Linked DNA regions of Homo sapiens: region 1 is linked to region 2. A link is a loop called in an ENCODE intact Hi-C map of the cell type or tissue named here. Cell type or tissue: PC-9. All regions are shown on one strand. Links, peaks and the distances in the headings refer to the core of each region. The heading gives the core; the rest is flanking DNA.

The links. Hi-C counts contacts between places; a loop is a spot of excess contacts. Peaks named below come from ENCODE experiments on the same cell type or tissue, not always from the same donor. Only the 100,000 strongest peaks of a DNase experiment are listed, where the experiment ranks them.
Region 1: it touches region 2 in a loop (5-fold over the local background); 17 of 110 quality-filtered maps call a loop at or near these places.

Annotation. Positions count from the first base shown.
Region 1 is chr3:64,236,208-64,241,585 of GRCh38, reverse strand. It overlaps a transcript of PRICKLE2 not described here. Among named protein-coding and RNA genes, the nearest start is that of PRICKLE2, 13 kb to the right of the region's middle. RefSeq lists an enhancer at 1,908-2,666. In PC-9, for the core only: no CTCF peak of the experiment used is centred there; a DNase peak (open chromatin) is centred at 2,425.
Region 2 is chr3:64,186,989-64,192,366 of GRCh38, reverse strand. The region is part of intron 2 of PRICKLE2 (prickle planar cell polarity protein 2); the gene reads left to right. PRICKLE2-AS3 (PRICKLE2 antisense RNA 3) reads right to left here and starts at 4,823. Exons shown (of 4, transcript NR_046702.1): 1 at 4,762-4,823; 2 at 2,020-2,073. In PC-9, for the core only: no CTCF peak of the experiment used is centred there; DNase peaks (open chromatin) are centred at 1,056 and 3,076; H3K27ac peaks cover 2,570 bases.

The sequences.
Region 1 (5,378 bases), core at 86-5,085, 49 kb before region 2:
GCACTTTAGAGACAATTGAGATGAGGGGGTGGGGATTCATATAGTATAAAATACTGAAAAGCTGGTAGGTGTTAAAATATGCATGCATGCACACATAAGTACATAACCATGTTACTTACATATATACATGTATGTGTATGCACACATGCATTTATGTCAATATAAGTAGATGAATAAGAGAAACGAGCAGGATAATAAATGTGAGCTGACTCTCCGCCCTGGTGTTTCAGAGAGAAGAACTGGGGACTGTGGAAAAGTGTAGAATGTGTCCCCACTAAAAGAGGGCTGTATCAGTCAGCTCCAGCTGGTGGCTGCCTCCTAGGAGCTTGAGCTCAGCGTATCCAGATGTTGTTGTTAAGAGGAGCCATTGTATAGGTAGAGAGTTGGGAAACTACAACTTGTAGGTGCCTGTTTTGATAAAGTTTTATTGAAATATAGCAATGCCCATTTGTTTGTATACTGTCTGTGACAGCTTGCATTCTATGACAGCAGAGTTGAGTAGTTGTGACAGAGACTAAGTGGCCTTCAGAACCTAACATATATACCACTTGGTCCTTTACAAAGTTTCTCGACCTCTGGTGTAGACCCAATAGTATGCTTATGTGGGCCAAATTCCAGCTCCATGCCACCAACTGGCCATCCTGGACCCTCAGAGGCTCCTCTAGCCTCTGCCATTGCTCACCCCTTCCTCTTCTTGGCCATAAAAAGAAGTTGTTGGGGATTATTTAGACCATTGGTTCTCCAAATGAAACCTGTGTGCCTAATCCCCTGGAGAGCTTGTGGAAACTCAAATGACCAGACTCCATGCTCAGAGTTACAGATTCTGTAGGTCTGGGTAGGGCCTGAGAATCCACACTTTAAACAAGTTCCCTGGTGATACTGAGGCTGCTGGTCCAGGATCATGTTGTGAGAACCGCTGGCTCAGACATTCCATGCTGTGGGGGAGATCTGAAAGCACCTGGCCTACCAAGCAAGTGACTAAGTTGTCCAGAGGAGAGGAATTAATTCTGTAGGCCCCATGGGACCGATTCACTGAGGCATTTCATAGCCCACACAGGGACTTTAAGCAAAGAATTCTGTGGATCCCGGGAGTCCTGCAGAGTTCCTATATTTCCTCAATTTGAAGAGTATCCCTTGGGCTCCATTCAGGCCCAACTCCATTTAGCCTGCAAAGAGGCATTAGCTATATATAAAATATTCAGTATTTCCCATCATTGGTGGTGCTATGCAGAGGAGCTGTAGCTTGTTTAATCCTTCATTCACTGACAAGCACAAGAAACTTGATTAGACCTGGAGTACCTGTTCTTCCAACTGTTTTCCTTGGCCTGGTCAATGTCTTGGTGACCTCATGGCCTCCCCATGTAACTGGCCAAACCCAGGTGTCCCTTATATCACATTCGACTCAATCCTAGGATGGAATGGAAAGAACAGATTCAGCAGGCTAAATGAAAATTTTATTTATTTTTTGAGACAGGGTCTCTGTCGCACAGGCTGGAGTGCCGTGGTGTGAACACAGCTCCCTGCAGCCTCGACCTCCCAGCCTCAAGTGATCCTCCTGTCTCAGCCTCCCAAGTAGGTGAGACTATAGTCACATGCTGGGCTAATTTTTTTTTTTTTTTTTTTTTTTTTTTTTGGTAGCGATGGGGTTTTGTCATGTTGCCCAGGCTGGTCTCAAACTCCTGGGCTCAAGCAATCTACCTGCCTTGGCCTCCCAATGTACTGGGATTACAGGCATGAGCCACAGCACCAAGCCCTACATGGAAAATTTAAGAACAGTAATAAATAAAAGAAAAAGGAAATCGATTCAGAAATTAGACGGATGCTTACACTTAATAATTATTTTGATTTCTCTGAGCCTCAGTTTTCTTATCTGTGATAAGCAACCATAGGTATAACCTTGAAGGGTTGCTATGAGGGTTGAATTAGATTTGTGTCTGCAGTAAATGTCACCTATAAATCTGGCTTATAAATCACCTCCCCTCCCCTGTCCCTGTGGCTGGGAGTGCCTGATAGCAATTATCTTAGAGAGTCCCAAAGGATTACAGGATTACAGGCCTTCGGAATGTCTGTGGATAGCACCTGGTGGCTCAGATTTGGCTCTGCCAAAGGATCCCTCCGGGAAGCATCTCCATGTTCCCTGGGCAGCTATCTCCGGCCACTGGCTGACTGTAACTTTCTTTCATTCCTGGTGTTTCTTATTGCAGAATATGTCTCCCCTCATCCCAGCGAGCTGAACCTCCTCTGTGTATCTCTGTTTTGGCCACGCTCCTAACAGCCCTTCCTTCCACAGCTGCCCCAGCTGTGATGAGTTGAGCAGAGAGGACGCTGCCAGCCCCCCGCCCCCCAGCAGGGCTCTGTGTGCTCCATTTAAGGGAAGAGGAATGTGGTGCCTGACGGATGAGTCAGAGGCTGCTACCTCGCCCTGTGGTGTGTGGAGCCGGCTGTGAGGTGCATGCCTGGCCCCCTCAGAGGAGGGTGCTAAATAATTCGCCAAGGCAGTCTGCTCTGACATCCGTCTGGGCCTGTCCCCTGGTGACCCTGAGGATGCACCAGCAGGGCTCCTGCTTGCTGTGGCATCTCAGGGAGCTAGAAGAATAAACAGGCAGCCTGAAAACTGCCCTGGCTGCCAGGGATTCCATGGGCTTGGGTTGGGTGGGCTGACTGGTGTCTGCTGATGGCCACTCAAATCAGAGGGCTTCAGATGCCCTCGCTGTACAGAGCAAGATTGATAGTGTGTTTATACTCAGACTTGATAAACATTTAGTAAGCACCTGCTGTATGTTTGGCAATTTTACCTGCATTACCTCATATAATTCAGAAAACCCATGTGGCAGAGATTCTTAGATGAGACTCAAAGAAGGAAAGTGACTTGTCCCAATTCACACAGCTAATAAGAAGGGGTAGGGACAGAACTTGCCTTACCCCACCTCCTGCCTGACACAGTGCCTGTTATCCAGAGGTCCTTGGCAGCAGGGGACCTTTTCTCCCTCTTACAGACACTGGCTCTCTTGGTGATTCAGACCCCTACATGTTAGCCCTAATTCTACCAAGTTTTCTTTTTTCTTTTCTTTTCTTTTCTTTTTTCTTTTTTTTTTTTTTTGAGACGGAGTCTCGTTCTGTTGCCAGGCTGGAATGCAGTGGCGTGATCTCGGTTCACTGCAACCTCCACCTCCCGGATTCAAGTGATTCTCCTACTCAGCCTCCCGAGTAGCTGGGACTACAGGCAGGCACCATCATGCCCAGCTAATTTTTGTACTTTTAGTAGAGACGAGGTTTCACCATGTTGTCCAGGCTGGTCTCAATCTCTTGACCTCGTTCGTACCTGCCTGCCTTGGCCTCCCAAAGGGCTGGGATTACGGGTGTGAGCCACCCCACCCAGCCAATACTACCAAGTTTTCTAAAAGGAAGCACGTTGTGGTATATAACTAAACCTCTTCTGTTCATTTCAACTGTTTCAGGTTCTGATACCTGCTTCTTATAGTTTGGACCCTGCTTTGGTCTGGTCCTCCCCTGATCAAGATGGTGGCTGCAAGGCCATTTTCAAAATGATGGCCTTGTCCACTGAACTTCTTGCTCTCAGGGAGGGTTGACAGTCTTCAGGCAGAATTCCCAGCAACCTCCTGCAGGGTTTGAGTTAGCCTAGGGGTGGAAGAGTGAAAAGCAGACTTGGAGGAGGAGAATGATGGACAAACAAACAAGAAAGGGGCTTTTTCTCATCCTGGCAAGCCAAGAGGAGTTAGTTCTGCAGTTCTAGGAAGGTAAATTTTGTACAATACATCCCACAGAATTTACCTTCATGGCTACTGTCTCCTTATGATATGGACAGGAGGCAGGGAAATACTAGGCAGAAAAGGGTGGGGCCCCCCGGTGAAGCCCTACCCTCAAGCCTGGATGCGTGGCCCAAAGTGAGAACATGCATTCCTGTTTTCCTGCCCAAATTTTGCCTTTTCCAAAACTAACCTGGTCTGCCCCACCTCCCATCCTGTAGCCATAAAAACCCCAGGCTCCACTGGCAGAGGAGCAGGGCAGAGAGGTGGAGTGGCAGAGTGGCAGGAAAGGAGAGAAGAGAAGGAGCTGAATGTCCAAGAGAAGCAACTTGATTTCACAGGGATGGCTTGGCAGTGGGACCTCGGAGAAGAGTTCGGCCGGAGATGGCCGAACTCCAGGGGAAGACTACCTTCCCACTCAATCCCCTTTCCAGCTCCCCATCCCACTGAGAGCCACTTTAATTGGCAATAAAATCCTCCACATTTATTATCTTCAATTCATTTGTGCAACCTGATTCCTGCTGGATGCCAGACAAGGACCAGGGTGCAGATGCAACAGGCTGTCACACTGACCCTCCACTGAGCTAACACTTAAGCCATCCACAGATGCCAAAACTAAAAGAGCACATTGTAACATACGCCCTCTGGAGCTCTGGGGCTCATAGACAATCCCTAGACACTGCTGCGGGCTTGCATGGAGTTCTCCTCCTGCCGATTGCCCATAAGTGCTCATCCTGGCCTCTGAACCCACTCACCTGCGTGCTCCCCATCCTGTGAGGCGTTGAGAGCTGTAGGCTGAATAAATGAGCCAACCCCTTCATGAGTCCCACAAAGGGGTTAAGGGAACTATCCCATTTCACTCAGATGCAGAGATCACCGCAGCATGATAAGTGGGAAGATCTATGATTACTCTTTGGCAGATAATAATAGTACCTTACACTTACTGAGCACTCCTGGTGTATTTGACACCATACAAAGTGCTTTGTGAAGATAATACAATTGTCACCGTCATTCATGTTTTTCAGAGGAGGCTTCTGAAGAGCAGAGAGGTTAAATAACTTTGTCCAACATCACACAGACAGCAAGAGCCATAGCCCAAGGATCAAACACAGACTCTTAATTCTAATACCAGGGTGAGTTCCATTATAGCAGGACTTTCTTTCAAACCAAGATAAATTAGATGTCTTTTATTTATTTAGAGCAAGTTATTTATAGGTCTTATGGAATATTTAAGATTAGAAGGAACAGAGCTAGGATCCAGTTCAATGGTTTGAGGGATATGTAAGCTGTAGTTACATTCCTCATTCTCTTTTTTTTCATCAGTCACCTGGCTAATGAAATTCACAGATGTGACAGTGTCCCTAGGCTGTGATTAGCTTGGGTTACTAATTGTCATAACCATGGATAAAGAACATCAGCTGTGGCAGTTTATGGTTGGCTATGGCATACATAGGATAGGCTGTGGGTCATGGGCATTTCTTCTTTCATTTCTTTATTCAACCCATATTTATTGAGGACCTACTATGTGCCAGGCATTTTTCTGGGCCCTGGGGATCGAGGGCTGAATAAAACTGACATAAAGCAGCATAAACAAGTCAAACATATCATGAT
Region 2 (5,378 bases), core at 78-5,077:
AATGTTTGGCTTCCCTACTTTCCTTTAAGGCCCAGGAGGGCAGGAATCTTGCATGCTTTCTTGTTTCGGAATCCTCCCAGCACCTAGCATAGTGCCTGACACATGGCCAGCACCCAGCAAACATCTGTTAAGAGATAGGCCAACGGCAGGGGTCCTCTGTAGAACCAGAAATGTTCAGGTCGCATCACACTGAAGAGATAAAAGCCTTTGGCATTATTTTCGACATAAAGGGTTATTCCATATCAATTATTTCTGTTCCCTCGGCTGCTCCTAAAGATTTGTATTCTAAGCAGATTCCCCTGAACATCCCAATTGCTTCAGAGTTTGCTTAGGTTGCAAAAGGCCAGAGAGGGTGACATCTTGCCAACGGCTGCATTTAGCAAACCTGAGGCAGCTCCACCAGCTCCAAGTCTCTGGGTCTGGAGCAGGGTGGGAGGAGCAGTGGGTCTGGCAGAAGCCCACTGTGTATCCAAACCCAGGCACCATTTATGTCCCCATCCGAATCTCGGGAGCCCAGTGGGAGCCATGGCATGAGGAGGAAACAGCCTGGTCCAGTGGGAAGAGCCTTGCTTCCGGAATCAGGCAAATCTCTCTACTACTCCACTACTTTCTGACCACAGTAAAGTTGTTAAATCTCTGGGACCCTCAGTTTCCTCTTGATGAAGATGACAATGATGATGGAAAAGTAATTAAACTCTCATTGAACACTTGCTATGGACCCACCATCCTTTTAAACACTTTGCATGCATTGTCTCATTTAATACTCAACCAACATTATTTAGTAATTACTCTTCCTGTCTTCACCGTAGGGTGAGTAAAGCAAGGCTCAGAGGAGTTAAATAACTTGCCCAAGATCACACAGCTAATGAGTAGCAGAGACAGATATAATCTCAGACAACCTGACTTTGGAGCCGGTACTATTAGACCTGGAGATCACAGGGCTGATCTGGCCATGGATGAGAGAGTGCTTATAATGCTCCTGGCCCTCTGTCTGCACGTAGAAGTTGCTCAATAAGTCAGTTGTTTCCTTCCCATCTTTCTTGTGAAATAGTAGTATGTGACTAACTAATTACTATTGCCCTGAGTCAGCTCAAAGAGGAGCAGAAGGAACGTTTGGCTTCCGGGAAAGAGGGAGGTTACGTGGAGATGGAGAAGGCGGATTAAGCATAGGGTTTGTAGCAATCCTAGAGTCCTTCTCAGCCTTCTCAAAAGGTTTTCATAAGGTAATTTTGAATTCTGCCAATATGGGAACCTTTCTGTTTCCCAGGCCTTCTGCTGTGGGATTGTTATAAAGATACAAGTTCGTCCCAGTGGAGTTCTCTGGCTCTGTGGAGCCTGTGGAAGTTATTCAGGGCCCCAGATGGAGCCTCTTGATTCTGAATCCTCTAATGCCCCAAGCAGGCTTTGGGATTATCTGCTGAAGTACTGAGCTCTGCCACCCACCTTCCTTGGTGCCTGAGATCTCCTGCAGCCTCACAGTCCTCAGACCTGGGAGGAATGAGTCCTTGGGGAATTTTCTGTAGGCTTCTCAGAGTGCAAAGGGAGTCTTCCCACAAAGAATATTCTACACATCTCTCTTAGGGGATCAACAGGTCAGCAGAGGCTCCTTGATTTGGCCTCTCTGCCAGTTGGAACCTTGTTAGTACCTGTCTGTAATGGTTTGGCTATGGGCTTCTTGGCAGCATTCCACTTGATTTTCCCCATGAGAGTCCAAGGAATAAATCAGAGAGCATGCTAGAAAATTGGGTGAAAAGGAAATGGCCATTGGGCTTTTTCTGTTCACTCATTCACCTATTTAAGGATATTTATTTTATACCTACTATGTGTCAGGCAGTGTTCTGGGCGCTGGGGACAAAACAGTAAACAAGAGACTTAAGGTTTCTACTGCACTGTAGTTATGTGAAGAGTAAAGACAAATAATTAGAAAACAAATAAGTAAGATAATTTCAGGTTGTGATTTTTTTTAAAAAAACATAGTGATGTTAAGAATAGGATTGTAAATATTTAGAAAACTCTTACATGTGTCAGATATTTTCCTGGGTGCTTTACAAGTTGCTTCTCACTTAATGTATCCTATAAAAACAAAACAAAACAAAACAAAAAAACAGCTTCAGAGATCATTGATGTGGAGCAGGGTGCTGGGGGGATTGGCTAATTTAGCCCGATGGGTCAGGTCCGGCGTCTCTGGGGAGGCAGTATTTGAGCTGTTACTGAAGAAGCCTACTATGCAGAGATCTCATTTGTTACAGAAGTTAACGTATTCATTTGAGTGAAACTCAGAAGTGAAATAAAATCAGTACCAACTTTGTGCACAAAGAATTTGGGGAGAGTGTTGGCAGACTGGGGAGACACGAATGGAGCCCATGCAGTGCTCGGTGCTTGCCAAGACATCCCTGGACATGAAGGCAGGACAGTCCAACTACCTTGCTTGCCCCTGGAAAATTGGAGGCACTTAATCATCCATCCCCTTGATGTTTCTGCCCCAGGTGCACATAGGGCAACAGAGAGCCCCCATTTGACTACAGAGGTGACATCTTCCATATGTTAAATTCATAGCTAGTACTCTACTTACATTTATTTATGTCCATACTACCTTCCAAAATGTGAGTCTGTTAGAGACGGACATTGTCTTATTCACCACTCTATGCTCAGTACCAAAAATAATGCTGGGCACATGCTAGCCATTTAATAAACAGGGTTTGCGTGAATAAACAGTCCCATTTAATCCTTGGTACAAAATCTTCTATTTCTCCATTGAAATCATTGAGGCTCACAGGATCAGAAACTTGACCAAGATGCCGCAGTCAGCGAGGGACAAAGACAGCACTTGAACCAGCCATTTGTCTGACTCTAGTGCCCGTGTGGGCTTTTCCTCCTCCACCCCTTCCTCATGCACAGTGAAGAGCATGCACATTGCTCCACTCAGGGAATCAGATCCAAGAAAGCAGACTTGGTGTGAGTTGGAGGAGGGGAACAGCATGAGTCACACAGTCTCTTTCATTCTTAGGGATGGGAAATTTCTCCTAATCTGAGGTTGACCTTAGTGACTAAGGAATTCATCTTTTCCCCACCTCCAGTTTCCCCACCACTGCAGGAAGCAGCATGGCCCTGCTTCAAAGATTTGTTTCCCTATCGACAATCTCTGTTTATCCTTATCTCTTCTCACTCTCTTACCCTGGCTTTACTGTACTTCCTCCAGGGGCTCTCATGTTACTGGTACAGACAGCGTCACGTACCTGGGCACTCAATAGTGACATTCATTCAGCAAATATTTTTTGAGTGCCAACTATATGGCAAGTACTTTCCTAGGCACTAGGGGACAGCTGTGAATAGAAAAGCAAGTACTTCTGCCTTTGTGGAGCTGACAGTTTAGTGAAGGATGCAGACAACTTAATAGCTGAATAACAAGACACATTCAGAGACCGACGTCTATTAACAAAGCAATAAGAAAGGGTGATATGATCTGGAGCAAGGAGTTGACAGGCTTTGTCTGTAAAGATCTAGATAGTAAATATAGGCTTCATGGATTGTACAGTCTCAGTGGCAAATACCCAACTCTGATGTTGTAATGTGAAAGCAGGCATTGGACAATAGGTGAACAAATGGGCATGGTCATGTGACAATAAAACTTTACTTACAAAAACAGGAAGGGGGCCTGATTTGAAACACAGACCCCTGATTTAGAGAATCTATCTACTTTATATTGGATGGCTAAGAGAAGCCTCTCTGCAGAAGTGACATTTGAGCTGGGACTTTACATGGAATGATGGCTTGATTACCCAGATTTGGTCTGCCTCGTCCCGTGGTTTTCAAAACGAGGTTCCCATACCAGTAGCACTAGTATCACCTGGGAACTTGTTAAATGTAGACTCTTGGGACTTGCCCCAGACCAAATAAACCAGAACTCTGAAGATGGAGCCCAACAATCTGTTTCAACAAAGCTTTTAGGTGTTTCTCATGCATGACAAAGCTTGAGAGCCATTACTGTTGGCTAATGGAAAAGCCACATTGCTAGGAATAGATGAGGCCACATCTAGACTCCATCACTTAACTCTGTAACCTTGGGCATCTCAAGCATCAGTTTTCTTAGCTGTAACACGGGGATGCTTCTGCCCAAGTCTAAAGTAGCTAACAGAGAAGAAGTGAATTCATCTTTGTAAGGATCCTAGGACAAAGCAGACACCAAATAGGTCCTCAGCAAATGGTAGCTGCTGTCCTCATCAGAATCATTATTTGAATCTCCAAGACACTGAAGCAGATTTGCGTGCAGATACGGATGAAGGGTGTGCCCCAGAAGCTACCCAATCCCATTCCTGTCTTTTTGCCTTTGACTGGCATGCCCTGGATATCACCCAAATACAAGGCTGATTGTTAAAGGAAAACTCAAGATGCTTTTAAAAGTCTTTCATTGGCCCTGTTTCTTCAGCTCCCTTTCTGGCCTGTTAACCTAGAGCATGCGCTGATACCTTTTACTGCAGGACCGTGAATTATACAGCTGTGACTCACCACCACCCGGCTGGGGCCACAGTGCCAGGCGTCCAGCTTTACCGTTAGCTTTCAGGCTACTGACAGTTTGCTCTTTTATGTGAGAAGCTATTTATACCAGGAGGGACAAAGGCTGGCAGATGCTGGGGGAAGGGAGAGAAGAATGATAAAATGGTTCATCTCCCAAGGTCTGCTGGGTGGTTTTGGCTTATAGGAAAGGAATGCACAATCTAATAGCCCTTCTAAAACCCCCATAAAAACCATCATTAGACTCACCAGCCATTTGCAGAGTGTTGTCTTTATTTCATTACTCCATCAGCACATGCTGAGATCAAAATGGAATTTCATGGTACAGGGAGATGCATGTCTCTCCAACTGAATTGGATTAAATTCCCCCTAAGCTGCATCTCCTAGTTAGCCTTCACTGTCACTCACCTCGGTGTTTTCAATGCAGTTTGAGAGATGAGTTGGGAAGGGAGGGAAGAAGGGGGCAGGGCAGGAGGAGGCTTCAGAGCAGTCCACCTCACTCTTCTTGGGAAGCTAGTCACATGAACAATGCTGTATTTATCTTGGCTCCAGAAATACACTGATGTCATCAGATGGCAATGGGAAATATGCCTGTGTGTGCAGCTTTCACTAAAACTGCCTGTTAATAAACTTGTTTTCAACGGAGCTGTCAGAGTTGGGACTAGAACCTGGGTTCCCAGGCTTCAGGGCCTCTGCCAGATGAAGTCAGCAGCAACACGGCCAGATTCCACCAGCAGGGACTTGTCAAGGCTTGCGTGCAGATTATGAGGCCTAGAAAGGCCAAGGCTCATTTGCAAATGCAGGATGAGAGACCTGCCATTGGAGTTCTAGCTTTCAAGACAGGTATCTCCAACCTTTACAGTAAA